Regions from separate parts of the Homo sapiens genome. Here region 1 is linked to region 2. A link is an interaction called in ENCODE POLR2A ChIA-PET data of the cell type or tissue named here. Cell type or tissue: A673. All regions are shown on one strand. Links, peaks and the distances in the headings refer to the core of each region. The heading gives the core; the rest is flanking DNA.

Evidence for each region. ChIA-PET counts read pairs that join two places held together with the same protein. Peaks named below come from ENCODE experiments on the same cell type or tissue, not always from the same donor. Only the 100,000 strongest peaks of a DNase experiment are listed, where the experiment ranks them.
Region 1: POLR2A ChIA-PET joins it to region 2 with 8 read pairs; 2 of 35 experiments call an interaction of 5 or more read pairs at or near these places.

Annotation. Positions count from the first base shown.
Region 1 is chr1:61,369,237-61,376,454 of GRCh38, forward strand. All of the region lies in intron 6 of NFIA (nuclear factor I A), which reads left to right. Among named protein-coding and RNA genes, the nearest start is that of NFIA-AS1, 120 kb to the left of the region's middle. In A673, for the core only: no CTCF peak of the experiment used is centred there; no DNase peak of the experiment used is centred there.
Region 2 is chr1:61,158,662-61,166,560 of GRCh38, forward strand. The region is part of intron 2 of NFIA (nuclear factor I A); the gene reads left to right. Among named protein-coding and RNA genes, the nearest start is that of NFIA, 80 kb to the left of the region's middle. In A673, for the core only: no CTCF peak of the experiment used is centred there; a DNase peak (open chromatin) is centred at 4,080; H3K27ac peaks cover 1,325 bases.

The sequences.
Region 1 (7,218 bases), core at 907-5,906, 210 kb after region 2:
CTATACTCATGGACCCAAATCTCCCCTGCCTGAAACAGACAGTTTTCTGATTTGTAGATAATAGATTGGGTAGAATACAAGCAAATAATTTACTTGGAGGGAACAAAATTAATCTGAATGGAGATTAAATTCACCAGAGGGTAGAATAACCAGAAAGTGTAGTTGGAAGAGGAGGAAGGAAAGAAAAAAGACAGAGCGATCATTGATAGAAAGATAATAGATCAGACTTACCTAAGAGTATACCATGTTTTCCTATATCTAATATTATTTAAATATTTATAGAACTTAAATTGAAGGTAGTTTTAACCATAGATATAAAGATGAAAATACTTTAGTGATCTTACTTCCTGCGTTCTATCATATAAACACAGTGTAGCTATTTTATAGACTCAAGACAAGTTGATTAACAATAAATATATATTGGCTTGTATTTTGTCACTGCTGCTGAAATTTTAAATATATAAGCGTTTTATAAGTAATAGCAATAACTGATGTTTATTGAGCACTTACTATGGGCCACACATTGTTCTAAGCTATATGCACACATATATAAATATATATGTGTGCATACATATACATTCATTTAATTTGTAAAAAAGTGATACCACTAATACTATTGTTTGCAGACTTATTTCCCTCTCTCATAGGGTCTTATATTTTTCCTACATACTGATGATTCTCTTTAAACGTTAAATAACCTAATATAGCACCATCAGTTTATATGGAAATAAAGTTCTGTGGTTTTTGGCCATCAATGTTTTTAACAAAGTAGTTTGTTAACACTCCAGAATAAGTGGCTTTTACATGGGGAATTGGGGAGAGAGGGAAGAAATAAGTCCTTGGTCTGTGCAGATCCCAGAAGTCAATCAATAGTGTGTGCAGCACGCTGCTGTGCAGCAGTTTCTCATGAGGCTGTGCACATCCCAATTGCTTTCTGCTCAGCAGAGGATTACAATAATGCCTATTTATCCAGCTCTGTCCATCCAAGGATTTTAGATACATCATAAACTCATCAATTAATCAGAGACATGGCACCCATTTCAAAATGCTGGGAGAATTACATCCTGGAAGATTACGAGAAATGCTCACGTCGACAGAGTAAATCAAGAACTATTTCCTGATGGATTCCTGAATGGCACACCAAGTACTGAAATGAAGAGGGCTGTCTCCAGCACTGATTCACAAAGTATATCTCAAGTGGAAGAAAACTTCCGGAATAAAACGTCACTTTACTTTGAAGCATCTGTTAAACTTGAAAAATTAAACTGAGGTAGAATGGCAAAGCTCATTAAATATTAATACAATTAATTGGCTTCCCTCTTCAGAGTAAAGTATCACTGACCTCCCTTTCTTAACAATTAAAACCCCTCTGAAACCTTTGGGTTTTTTAAATACAGTGTAACTTTGGTTCTTGATTCTCTGGTCTTTGTCAAGTGAGGAATTCTTCCTGTGGTCCAGCACGCTCAGCCCACTGTGGGGAACTGGCTTTCCAGACAGCTGTGAATGTTCGGTATTTATTCAGACAATACTCCCACACTTTGATGATTTACTGTGGTCCAAGCATCTTGTTCCTCATTTTGAAGAAACATTCCAGTCTGTAGGTATCGTCTACTTTGTATGTAATGAGAGGTAGTTTAAAGTTTTCATTTGCGTAGCTGGAAGTGCACTCACGTCATTAGAAATTCAAGGAATGGCAACTCAATATCCATTTCTAATCTGAAGGGTCTTCCCTGCCCCTGCCATGTTAGCCCCACCCAGAAATCACTTAACTATGATTAGCTTCCAAGATTAGTGAATTCTAGGATAGCAGGATTACTTATGACTTAATGCCAGTCAGAATTTGCCATCTGCCTTTCAGCCATTTCATGAACCCAGCAGAAGAGAGCATTTATCAAAATGGCTGTGCAACACCCCTCATGTCTTAACACTCTTTAGGGACTTATATAAGCAACACTTCATGTTCGAATGTCAAAATCCACGTGTAAGGCTTAAAAGTAGTATGGGATGCTTAAGAATGCTTTTCAGGGCCAGTTATTCTTTGATATTTATCACTTCATGGTGCTGACACCTGCTTCTAATTTTAAGAGTTCGTTCTTCCAGTGGATTTTTTTTTCCTTCAGAAATCTTATCCTCAAAAGACTTAACTAGCAATTTTTCTTTTTTTGATGTGCTTGATGTTTTGATGAGTTTGTCTATCAGCATTGAAACCTTAACATACCTTTCATTTAGAATAAAAAAAAATCTTTGTGACACACATTTATTATATTGGATCACATAAATTTTTGCCCTGGCAGTACATTCGAAGACTTTTGCAGAGATATAATTTATTAGAAATGTCATTATCTGCCACTTGGCCTACTTGATAGTTGTCTTAAGTTGACAAAAGCTATAGACATAGATAAAGTCTTCCTTGAGGGAGCAATTCAGTAAATAACTTTCACCCAATACCCTTATTTGGTTGTCTTTCACACCCAAGGGTCAGGTTGGTGGCAATTGTCATTTGAGAGTTAGTAAGTGGAAAGACAAAGACAGAGAGGAACCTAGTTTTGTCTATTGAGACACATATGGAAATAGTCCTTTGGTTTGGGTGTAGCCAGCCTAGTTGTAGTGCCCAATGTGGTTTGCTTTCTTGTTTTTATCTTGTCTAAAGACCTTTCCCTCACAAGTTTCCTCACAAGTGCTGGATAAAGTTCATTGCATGAGTAGAAGAAGCCGCAAAAGATGATATATAGCTAGCAACCCGTTCTGATTGGTCTATGAAGAGTTGCCTGTATAAAATTGGATCCTTGTGTTCGGTTCCAAAAAAAGGTGTGAATGTGAAGAAGAAGTGTTAAATCATGACTCCAGAGAAAATGTCGGCCATGAGCAGTTTTTAGTTTAAGTGAAAACCAAACTTTAGGATTTGGACAAATAAGATGAGGAGAAAAAAGGGTGAATCATTAACTCCAATATGAAAGGATTATGGTGATCAAGTTTCACCCAACTTGAATAAGAAACCCAACAAAGACTATGACTGATGGAACTAACTCATTTACTTAATTGATATGCCAAACTCTGCCAAGCATTTACCCTTAGTGTCAAATAAGTAATTTTTAATAAAATATTTCTAAGATATGAAGACAGTTAAGAAAATAGCATGCTTTTTAATAATTGTACTCATAAGTAAATGGATCATTACATTGTCACAAAGAATGACAGTGAGCAGAAACAGCCTGCTAATCCCTCTTAGATAAGTATTTAACATAATTAGACAGACACCATCTCTTCTGTTGAATGTAGCATTAATCATTAGAAGTGCAACTTTACACAGCATACTTGTTTCTGATATGTCATTGTTGTTAAAAAAAAAAAAGCAAACTATTTTGTCAGATACAGTGCTTCAGAAAATGACTCATGTAGTTGTGTGATTTACATAAATACAGTTATTTCCCTTTTTATTGTTTTTTGTTTGCTTTAATAGTGTTTAATAGTAGTGTGGTCCTTTTACATCCATGAAGCTGCATTTGAGGTAAGTGGTTCATACATTTTGTTTTGCAAAATATCAGTATAGTGAACATACTTGAATTTGAAGTATTTTTAAGCTTTGAAGGGATCTTTTGGCTCATCTACCTAAACTGAAGGCACAACTCTTTCAGAGAAAGGTTTTCTTATAAGGAATGGGCTAGAAGTTTTCTGCATTAAATAAGAGCTGAAGAGAGAACCTCTTTCTATTAAAAATTTGAGGTTAAAATGATGGAATGTATTGCCCTCTTCCAGTATTCATAAGCACTACCTTTAAAAAAATTCATTTTCTTTTGCTGTGTAGCTTCTAGCTTGAACTATGAACTACGGAATACTTATAAAGTGATAGCAGCTCAATTCATTGCACAACGCTAGCTTCCCACTTTCTCTGTGATTCAAAGGCCTTCGAAGGCAAAGAATGGGGTTATTGAAGGATGGCAGGCAGATTTCACTAAGTAACAGGTGGAGGTCAAAGCAGTTTATTTGTGGGATGAACAGAGTGCAGAGATGAAAAAGCAAATGCTTTGCCATAATAAGATTTAGCAAGAAAATGCTGACAACACGAAGCCTTAGATTCTAGCTGACAGAACCTTTTCTCGTGTTCATTACTTGATTTCACAGTTCAAGCAATTTGAAGAGGGCTAAAATTTTCTTTCTTTTTCCCTTATGAAATGTTTCAATCAGTTTCAAATTTTTACTTTAGCTGGGTTCTCTGCTTGTATCCAAGGAACACTGGAATTAATAGAGCTCCAGCACAGGCGTATCCCAAACATGGACCCTCACAGACTATGCATCTCTTTCAAATTAAATTTTATCCATAGGACCCTTAAGCTCTAGCTCTCTATCATGTTTTAACTGACAGAAGAGAGTATATTTAAGTAAATACTAAAGTTCACATCATCAAGGCTAATGTTATATGCCAACGAAAGTATTCATAAGGGTGTTAACCAAGCTTGAACACTGAGTTACTTCCAGCTTGTTGGAGATGGAGAGGAAAAGCTTTCATTTTTTTCCCATTATACAGTTCTATATTTGTACAGTGAATATGTTTCGCTTTTGGAAGTTAAAAAAAAAAAGACTAAACATGCTGAACAATACAAAATAAGGTTTATCTACTGTTGTACAGCATGACCAAAAAAGTAAAAAGTTATTTGGTATCATATCATAGAGACCAGAGCTGTCCAATAGAATTTTCTGCAGTGATAGAGATGTTCTGTGTCTATACTATCCAGTATTCTAACCATGAGCCACATATGGCTACTAAGCCCTTGCAATGTGGCTATGCTGAGCAACTTAATTTTTAAATTCATTTAATTTTAATTAATTTAGATTTAAGTAGCCACATGTGGCTAGTAGCTACCATATTGGGCAGGGCAGATATAAGCCAAACATATGTATGATTGAGTTTTTTACTATTCAGCTGGATATCTAAGGAGAATGAATAAAACATTATGCTATTTTATACTATATGTATTGTTTATGCAAAGAAATAATTTGGTTTTCTCAGAAATGTCTTCTTTATCCTCAGTCCTTCTGTGAATGCGTATAATTGCTATGTTGAGCTAAAATCAGTCCTTTCCTGAACACATGGGGGGATGGGATGGCTAGGGGGCAGATGGAATGGGTAGGGAATCTCCAACCTCTTGTAAGTATATGGAGCATGTAACACAATTTTTTTTATTTCAGTCCTGTCACTGGGGTGTCTGTGTTTACCTTGAAAGGAGAGGAAATCCCCCAACTAGTCAAGAGATTTTATTTTTGGCCCAGAAACCAGATTTTTATATGACATTTTCCTTGTGTCTATTCTTTACTCTCTCTGGTTGTAAATTTTCACTCACAAATGAACATTTGGAATATATTACAGAACTCATCGTTTCTTTCCCCCTGAATAATCCATGTAATTTTTACTCCATACTCCCATTTTTTAAAAACTGAAGAAATCACTGATGTCCCCAAGCCATTTAAATTACCTGAACTTCTTTATGATGTGATAATTCTTTGGGAGTCCTTTTAGCTCATTTTCAATGGCTACATATAGAGTAAGAAGGATAAACCTCAGAAGCTATATTAACTTTCATTTATGCTCTCTATCATAAAAATGATTTTAAAACATTTTTATTGACTGAAAAAGGCTAAAAGTCAAAATAGTCTATTTTACCTTTTTATCGTTGAGTGTGCTAATCATAAAAAATTATATTAGAATGAACTCTAATGGATTTTATCATTAGGACACACATCTAACAAACGTGTGGTGTCTTCAACGACCTCCTTGTATCACGCAGCCTGTGTTTATGCTCACAAGAACAGAATGGTCCCTTAACCGTGGGATTCTTCTGTTCAGTCACAGCCTTTATTTGGCATCATGGTTAGAGATAATCTAATTACAAGGTATACTTTAAATGGTTCTAGAAAGGTCTTGTTCCTGCCTGTGGGGGAATTACTAGAGTGCAGTATAGCTCTGCATCTGGAAGAGATGTGTCTGAGTGTAAATCTGATGGTGGATGACTTGCAAAAGATGGTACTGGTACTCAGCATTCATGCTGGGCTTGAGAAATGTCACTGAAATTTATGTGGACACCATTAGTCTGATGGACATGACTGAGCTGTCTGTTCCCCACACTTAGATCTAGTGGAGTAGGGGAATCTGAATGCCTGAGTGTAAAAAAGAGTCACAAAGCAGTTAGCATCATTAAGACTTGGAATGTTTGCAAGAAGAAACATGTTCAAGTGTCATTAATAGTTCAGATTTAAATCAGCTCATGATAGGTTTGTATTGATAAGATACATAAGTAGTACTCCCCCGCGCCCTCACCCAGAAGTAGGGATCTTGGTAGCATGGTACACTGAAAGGAGCAAGAGCTTTGGTTTCCTGGGTTCAAATCCTGGCTCCTCCACTCACTGATTGTGTAGCCTCTCACCTTCTTAAGGACTGCACTGCCTCAGGCACCCTCTCTTCTCTGAGTCATGGCTTTCTGCCTGTCTGCTGGACCATTCCCATCAGTAGACAAGCATGCTGGACTCTCTCCCACCTTCAGAAAGCTATCCCTTGCTTCCCTCCCTCTTCCTGTAGCCACTACCCTATTTTTCTGCTCTCCTGTGCAGATTCCTCCTTCGTTTCATGGAAGTTGACTACACCATTTCCCCTGTTTCTTCACTTCCCATTGATTTTATAAACCATGCTATCCTGTCTTCTATGTGCCTCACTCTCCTGGAACTCACTTTTCAAGACTGTCAGAAACATTCATGTTGCCAAATCCAGTGGACCCTTTTCTGTCCTCATTATACGTGATCTCTCAGTGGCATTCAACTCAGTTGATTGCAGCCTTCTCCTTGAAACACTTCTTAGTTTCTATAAAGATATACTCTCCAATGAGTTAAATGCCTCAACTTAGTTGCCTGTTTAGATGCTGACTTTAGACACTCGGGGGCCTTCCTTGATTTTTACACATTACTGAATTCTAAATAATTGTGTGTGTGTTATAGCCTCTGGTTAAGTGAGCTATTTATTACTGCATTGTAATATATAGTCTAGGCTTGGACACTATCAACAAGTCTTAAGAGAAGAATTTTTGTCCTTTCTTGTTATAGATAGATAACATGGTTTGCAGGAGGCTTTATAGAAAAAGCAACTTGTTGAATAGGCAAGAGGCCTATAGTAAATATAAAACATTTATATACTCTTTTGCAACTCAACATCTGGGGTCATTATCTTCTTCT
Region 2 (7,899 bases), core at 1,157-6,156:
TTCAAAACTGTGGTCTTACAGTAACCACAGAGTTAATTCTTGGTTGACTTTATGTCGCGAGAGGGGTTGATTTGCTGTCATTAGAGAAATTGGTCTGTATAACACTTCCTGTATGTGAAGAAATGCAGTTGTCATCATGCCTAGACCATTAAAGCAGTATTTAAATACTTCCAGTTGTGAGGAGCCATGCATTTATTTTGGTTATTTTCCCAGGTGTCTTAGGAGCAGCTGTTTTGTGCTTTACTGAACTTAATAGTTGAAGAATGTGGGAAAGAAATGGTGTACTTTCTGGGTAAAGTATTTTAGCCACCCTGGAGTAGTTGCATTGCATCTTGATCTTTTTTCATCTTGGTAGAATTATACTGTAACTAATTGAATCCATTGATCACTGTCTTGTTTTTTTTCCATCTTCTTCTCCGAGGATTCATTTCATAGGGGTCTATACATCAGTCAAGAAAATAGCTACCGAGGAATTACCGAGACTAGTAATAAAGGTAATTTAACCTAGTTTAATATTTTTTTTAAAGGCAAAACACTGTAAACATTTTTTACCTGGTGAGAGTTAACTTCTTAATTAGGCCATGTTGGAAAACAAATCAAAAAGACACTTACTGGTAGTTTTCAGAGAGTGAGAGAAAAAAAGAGGCAAGAGAAAGCATTGATCTTGGAATTAGATGACCTGGTTTCTAGGCCTATCTACCCCAATGCTTTTCAAACTTCAATGTGCATACGAATCAACTGGGGATCTTGTTAAACTGCAGAGTCTGAATCAGTATGGTTGCAGTGGGCCTGAGATGCTGCATTTCTGACAAGCTCGCTGAGACATCCCTGCTGTAGAACCTCTGACCACACCCTGAGTAGCAAGGGTCTGCTTTACCACTTAGCTAACTTTGTGGCTTTGGGTATACTGTTTAACAACTCTGCATCTCAGTTTCCTAATCTATAAAATTGGGATATTAATCTTTGTTCTGCCTACCTCATTGGGTTGTTATGAGAATAAAATTAGATAATGTAGATGCTTTTTTTTTTTTTTTTTTTGAGATGGAGTCTTGCTCTGTTGCCCGGGCTGGAGTGCAGTGGCTCGATCTCGGCTCATTGCAACCTCTGCCTCCCGGGCTCAAGCAGTTCTCCTGATTCAGCCTCCCAAGTAATTGGAATTACAGGCGCCTGCCACCATGCCCGACTAATTTTTATATTTTTAGTAGAGACGGGGTTTCACCATGTTGGCCAGGCTGGTCTCAAACTCCTGACCTCAGGTGATCCTCCTGCCTCGGCCTCCCAAAGTGCTGGGATTACAGGCGTGAGCCACCGCGCCCGGCCTGTAGATGTAATTTTAAAGTGTCAAATAAGCATAAGGCAGCAAGGACATTTGTTTATAGATACAGACATTCTTTGGATACCTTTCATCAAATCAGTGTGGGCTGTTCTTTAATAGGAGGGGCCTGGAACTGTGAGGCAGGAGAAGGGAACTGGAATCCCTGCCTCCCTAGTACCCATTCTGTGCCTTTGGCCAAATCATCTCCCCTGGTCCCCTGTTGCGTCATCTTTAAAATAAGGGCTTGACCTAGGTTAGTGCTCTTAAAGGGTAGTTGCAAGACTAGCAGCATCAGCATCACTGGGAAACTTGCTAGAAATGCAGGTTAGATTCCTAGCCCCTTCCGAGACCTGGTGAATCAGAAACTCTGGGAATGCAGTCCAGCAATCTGATTTCTAATGAGCTCTTCAGGTGATTCTGATGCAGCTAAATTTTGAGAAACTTTCTGAAGTGTCATCCAACTTTGAAATGAGATATTTAAGCCTTCTCTTTATAGGTTCAGCCAACAGAGAGCCTATCTGTGTGATCTCTAGACACTTTCCCATCTCCCAGGTAGAGGAAGATTGGGGAATTGAACCTTCTGTGATTGTATTGCATTGAGCATGTGGTAAGGAGGACTGAACTTGGACGGTTAAAACCTCACCTCTCTGGAACTCGGAATAGATTATAATTGCATTGACTTACACTGGTCTAGCTTATCCAGTTTTGGGGCTGCTTTAGTAGCCCACAAACGCTGACTAATGCAGATGACTGTACACACTGAGAAAGTTCTCTTCCATTTTAGTTTCCTCCTTACTCTCTTCCTGTTCCCCGAATGGTTGTCATCATGATATAGCACCAAGTCACATTTTATAGACTTTTCAATAACTTTCTAAAGTTGATCACAATCTAGATTATTTGCATTGTTGTGAGATGAGGGAAACTGAGAAAGTAAAATACATGTTTTGTTTTGTTTTGAGACAGAGCCTCACTCTGTTGTCCAGGCTGGAGTGCAGTGGCACAATCTCAGCTCACTGCAACCTCTGCCTCCCAGGTTCAAGTGACTCTCCTGCCTCAGCCTCTTGAGTAGCAGCGATTACAGGCACTCGCCACTATGCCCAGCTAATTTTTGTATTTTTAGTAGCGATGGGATTTCACCATATTGGCCAGGCTGGTCTCGAACTCCTGACCTCAAGTGATCCGTCCACCTTGGCCTCCCAAAGTGCTGGGATTACAGGTGTGCACCACCGTGCCTGGCAGTACATGTTTTTCTTAAAGTCATTTACGGTTACGTTTCCTTTATCTGCAGTTTTTGTTTGTTAGTTTGTACATTTGGAAATACATCTGAAAACTTACCAAGTTCAAGCGCTAGAGAGCACAATCTTTATGTACAGAGAAGACCTCCTCGATGAGGTCTAACAACTTCTGTTCTAGACACAAGTCTGATTTTTCATTCCAGAGCAGCAAATAAAGTCATAGTGGACAGCTGCTTCAGTCTGGAAACTAGAAACAAACAAGAGGTGTTAGCTGGCAGCTGAACAATGAAGAAAGACATGGAGACACTGTCCAAGAGGTCGAGATGGATAGTAGCTTGAGATCCTCTCTTTCTCTCTAGACATGCGCCATGTGCAACACACACACACACACACACACACACACACACACGCAGACAGTCTCTGACTTTCAACGGTTTGACTTTATGATGAGTTTATCAGGATGTAACTCTGTCACAAGTTGAGGAGCATGTGTTTATGTGTGTATGTGTATCCGTATACATTTACATTTATATATACACACACACACACCCCTCTATAATCCTGTATACTTAAATTCCTAAATAGTTGTTTGGGTGTTCACTATATTGGAACGCTTTAACTTGTGTTCTTAATAATATCTTTAGGAAAAGATTAAAGCATGTTTCTGCATATAATAATATTAGTAACAAATGATGGAAGATTTTGCTCCAAAATGAGTTAATGTAGAAAACAGGTAGTGATTAAAGTGGTGAATGTAAGCAATTTTGTAAATTTATAAAGTCATAGACATCTGTAGTTATGAAGGACCTCATAGATAATTTTCTCCAGTGGTTTCAAATATTATTTAAATAGGAATGTTTCCTTCAGGACCAAATCTGTGGAGAAGCTATGTACATGTATTTATTTTTTTAAGTTGAAAAGTATGCGAGTACTGGATCCATATTATTAATAACTTTGGCCCACCTGTTCTTTCTCCCAGAAGCAGCCCCAGTTGGAATCAGCCCCTAGAGCGAGGAGTCACCTGGGAAGCTTGTTACATGCAGATTCTGATTCTGTGTGTCTGGGAAGGCACCTGAGACTCTGCATTTCAGATAAACTCCTAATGTGTTAAACATGCATTGGCCACATTTTGAGAAGCAAGGCCCTGGGGGAAACTGTGCACGTAGTTCGAAAACCTTTGATGGGTTAACTTCTTCATGTTTCAAATGTGAAAAGACAGAGTTATAAATGATCTGCCAAAAGCCACATGCTTACCTGGGGTCTTGAGTCTTGGGAAGGCTGTGTTCTTTTACCCAAGGCCTGGGTGGGATGGCTGTGTCCTTACCCTTTGGGCTGAAGGAGGCATCCTAGTACCAGGGTTCCACGGGCACTATCCGTATTCTTAGTTTCTATCATGATAGATTATGCTGGGAACTTGTTCCTTTTAGCCCACTATCTGTCCCATGGAAAACAGTACTCTGAATCAGACCCCATGGAGGGTGGAACATTCTGATTAGCCAGCAAGGGCAGTTAGGCCCGTAGCTGTGGTGTCTGCTGCCACAGCAGAATGGATAAGCAGTTCTCAGCCACCACCCCCCACAACATAATCCATAAAACTCTTTCAACCTTTTTTTTTTTTTTTGCATGTCTAGTGTTTGCAAATGGAAAATGGCTGAGGAAAAACAGAGTGAAAGTTTATATAAAATATTTATACCTTAAAGATCTTTTATCTTGTGTCATTCAAGAGAGAAGTGAAAAATGTATTGGGAGTACATTATCAAGAGTACATTATAAATTTAAATCTCAGATTGAATAATATCAGCTGCTAATGTGTGGAGCTTTGGAAATGAGTCACTTTTGAATCTCAAGAACTTAACTGTACCAGGTCAGTTACACTTAAGAAGGAAGTGCCTTTTGAAAAAAGAAAAATCCTATACCGGAATAAAGACTTATACTAATGGGCATTAAAGATCAAATACTTGACATAATATTCATGTTAGAATGTAGCTACATAGGAATAAGTTGTAGGATCTGAGACACTTTATGGAATGTTTCTCAAAAACAATCAAATAATTTTGGTCTTTTCTTTGTGAAGCAATATAACCTGTGGTTACGAGTTATGTGTCTTAGAAAGACTTAGATTTGAATTCTCTGTCTGCTGCTTGTTAGCTGTGCCATTTTGGATCAGTTCTTTTCTTTGAGACTCACTTTATTTTAAAGCAAAGTTAATATACCTACCTAATTGGTTTTTTTTGTAAAGGATTAAACATCATGGTATTTGTAAAGCATTCAGCACTTTGCCTAGAATTTTATAGTTCCAGTAAATAGTAGCTATTTTTATCATTATTGTCACCATGATATTGTTTTTAGACCTAACTAGTATTGCATCATTCTTTGGTGACCTGGTGGTGTGCTATGGAAGCGAAATTGGTGTGCCTGTTGAAAAAGTTAGTAGTCAGAAAAAAAGACATACTTTTATAAGTGAGACTGTGACTATTATGCTGGACACCTGCATTCTAACTAGCAAAACAGAAAATACTTTGTTGGTTTTAATGGTGCTTTGTTTTTATACTGCATGGTATCTATTTTTGTATGCTGGGGTCTTAAAATGCTTGGAGCATCTAGAGAGGTAACTAAAGGAATGAAGTAGGCCATAGACATAGCAACAGCCCATGTCCCATTGAAAGGCCATGAGTCCCAGTTGAGGCCCCTTGGCTCTAGCCAATTGGTGCTGTGTGAAAATCTGGGCCCAGTGTTGTCAGTTCTTTTAATTTTTTCCTAAGAATCTGGAAGTGCAGATTTTTACATGAATCATAGGATGCTTTAAATAATTGCAGCTGTATCTTGAGAATGCTGTTGGCTGCAAGAAAGAAAAATTTTAGTTTAACAGTGGTCTAAACAAAGATTTTTTTTTCTTACATAGCAGTGAGTCCAGCAGTAATAGCTAGTGTTTTTATTTGCTCACTAATACCAACAAGAATTTAGACACTTTCCATTTTTCTGTCCTGACATGCTTCATTTGTTGACTTGAAAAAAAAAAGTGCTTGTCATTTATGGTTGCCATATGTATGTTGAAGGTAGGATAATGAAGGAGATACATTAGACTAGCCTTATTTATTCCATTTATCAGGAAAGTGAAAACTTTTCCAGAAACTACACAGGAGACATCCCTTATGATTTACTGGCCAAAACTGGGTCATTCTGGCTGCAAGGAAGCTTGGGAAAATGTCTCAAGCTTTCTTTTTTTTGTTGTTATGTGTTTTTTTTGTTTGTTTGTTTGTTTTTTGGAGATGGAGTATTGCTCTGTCGCCCAGGCTGGAGTGCAGTGGCGTGATCTCAGCTCACTGCAAGCTCTGCTTCCTGGGTTCACGCCATTCTCCTGCCTCAGCCTCCCGAGTAGCTGGGACTACAGCCGCCCGCCGCCACGCCCGGCTAATTTTTTTGTATTTTTAGTAGAGATGGGGTTTCACCATGTTAGCCAGGATGGTCTCAATCTCCTGACCTCATGATCTGCCCACCTCAGCCTCCCAAAGTGCTGGGATTACAGGTGTGAGCCACCACGTCCAGCCAAATGTCTCAAGCTTTCTAGCCTCTACAGTGGGAGATGGTGAAGAAGTGGGAAATCATTGTTGCACTTACTAGTGAACAGTTGCTGTCTGGCACAGCAGCTAACTCAACATGAAACCCAACTGCAGGACCTGAAGACCCTGTGGCCTGCAGTATTTATCAAAAATCTTCAGATTGGGGATTATAAAGTGAAGGTATCATTTGGGTGGAAAGGAGGAGGGTCGGAGAGGCAGCCAGTGCTTTATTTTTTTGTTTAAATGGTTTCGTATTATATATACGATAGGTCATTGCTAACAATGTGCAAACTGTTGAGGGAACATTGTATAAATTTATTTCTTGGAAAAGTTTATTTAGAGTTTTAGTGGAGAAGCTAGAGAAGAAAATACCATTTAATGTTATTTCTGTACTGCTATATTACATTTTAATATATGAATTACTCTATTTTTTAAAAATGATGGATAAACTACACTTCCCTTTAGTTGTTTTTATTCTGAGATAAATGCCTGTTTTGTAAATCATTGTTACCTGATTTTGGTAATCTCTATTAGAAAGAAATCTCTTTTTATTAATATCTGTATACTTAACTCAGACACTGGGAAATTCTTGCAAAATGCTTTACAAAAGCAGCCATTTTAAGCTGATTAAAAGTATATTCTATATGCATGTATGTAGTTGAAGTGCTACCAAACCACGTATGTATTTAGTTAACTAAACTCAAGAATCATGGAAGTTTGAAGAACTCCAAATCACAGCTAAGAATGCACTAAAGGAAAACCATATCTGTTTGACTCCAGCAAATTGACTCGTGTGATATTTTTGCTTACACCTTTCTGCAGCTTAACTGCTGAGTTAGCTGTTCTTTAATGTCCTTGACAAATTCAGGAAGTCATCACATGTAGATAAATTGAGAAAAATATTTCTGCCAATTTGGTCCTGATCATTTCTTCTTGGGGTTATAAATTTGGGTTTTCATGATCTAGATGTTAATAAAAAAGAACCCCAGATAATCTGAAGGGTTACTCCTCAATATTACTATGATAAGTTTAGGGTCTGTGAGTTGGCTGCCTACTGAGTACCTAAAAGCATGGGAACTTTTACAACATATAATCCAATACGTAATCACTTTGTCAGGCTGAGCAAGTTAGTGGAATCTTTAGTAATACTACGATAATTAAATAGTTAAGCTATAGGATAAAAGGCAAAACTGTTTTATTAGGGAAGACTATGCTTAGACAGTCTTTTAGAATGATTGAAAGGGTATATAGATATGAGAACCAGTCTGCTATTCCAAATAATCTAGTTAGGATTAAAAATAAAAATTTTGTCCAGATGCTGTATGAAAATCTACTTTATAGTAGGATTATAATTATTGCTTTGTTTTAATAGGGGACTCTTAGAGACAAGGAAGAAAAGAGTAGGGAAACCTATTTGTATAGGAAAATATAGTACATTTCCATTCAATATCTACCTATAATGTGAGAGATTATGCCAGACGCATTGAAATTGCTGTCTTTAATCTTCATCCCAATCTTATAAATTAGCTTTTGTTACCACTGTTTCCTTGATGAGGATGCCAAGTCCACACCAAATGACTTGCCTGAGATATGTATTCATTACATTTTGGAGTTGAGCTTTGAACCCAGCTCCGTCTGTGTTCCATACTCATTTCTTTTCCCTGTATCAGAAGATCCACCCACACTGGCCAACTGAGAAGAAAAATAGCAGATGGGCTTAAATATGGGTAAATGTATGATAATGTACTTAGTGAAGAAACACCTACCAAACTACTTATAGTTTATAGAC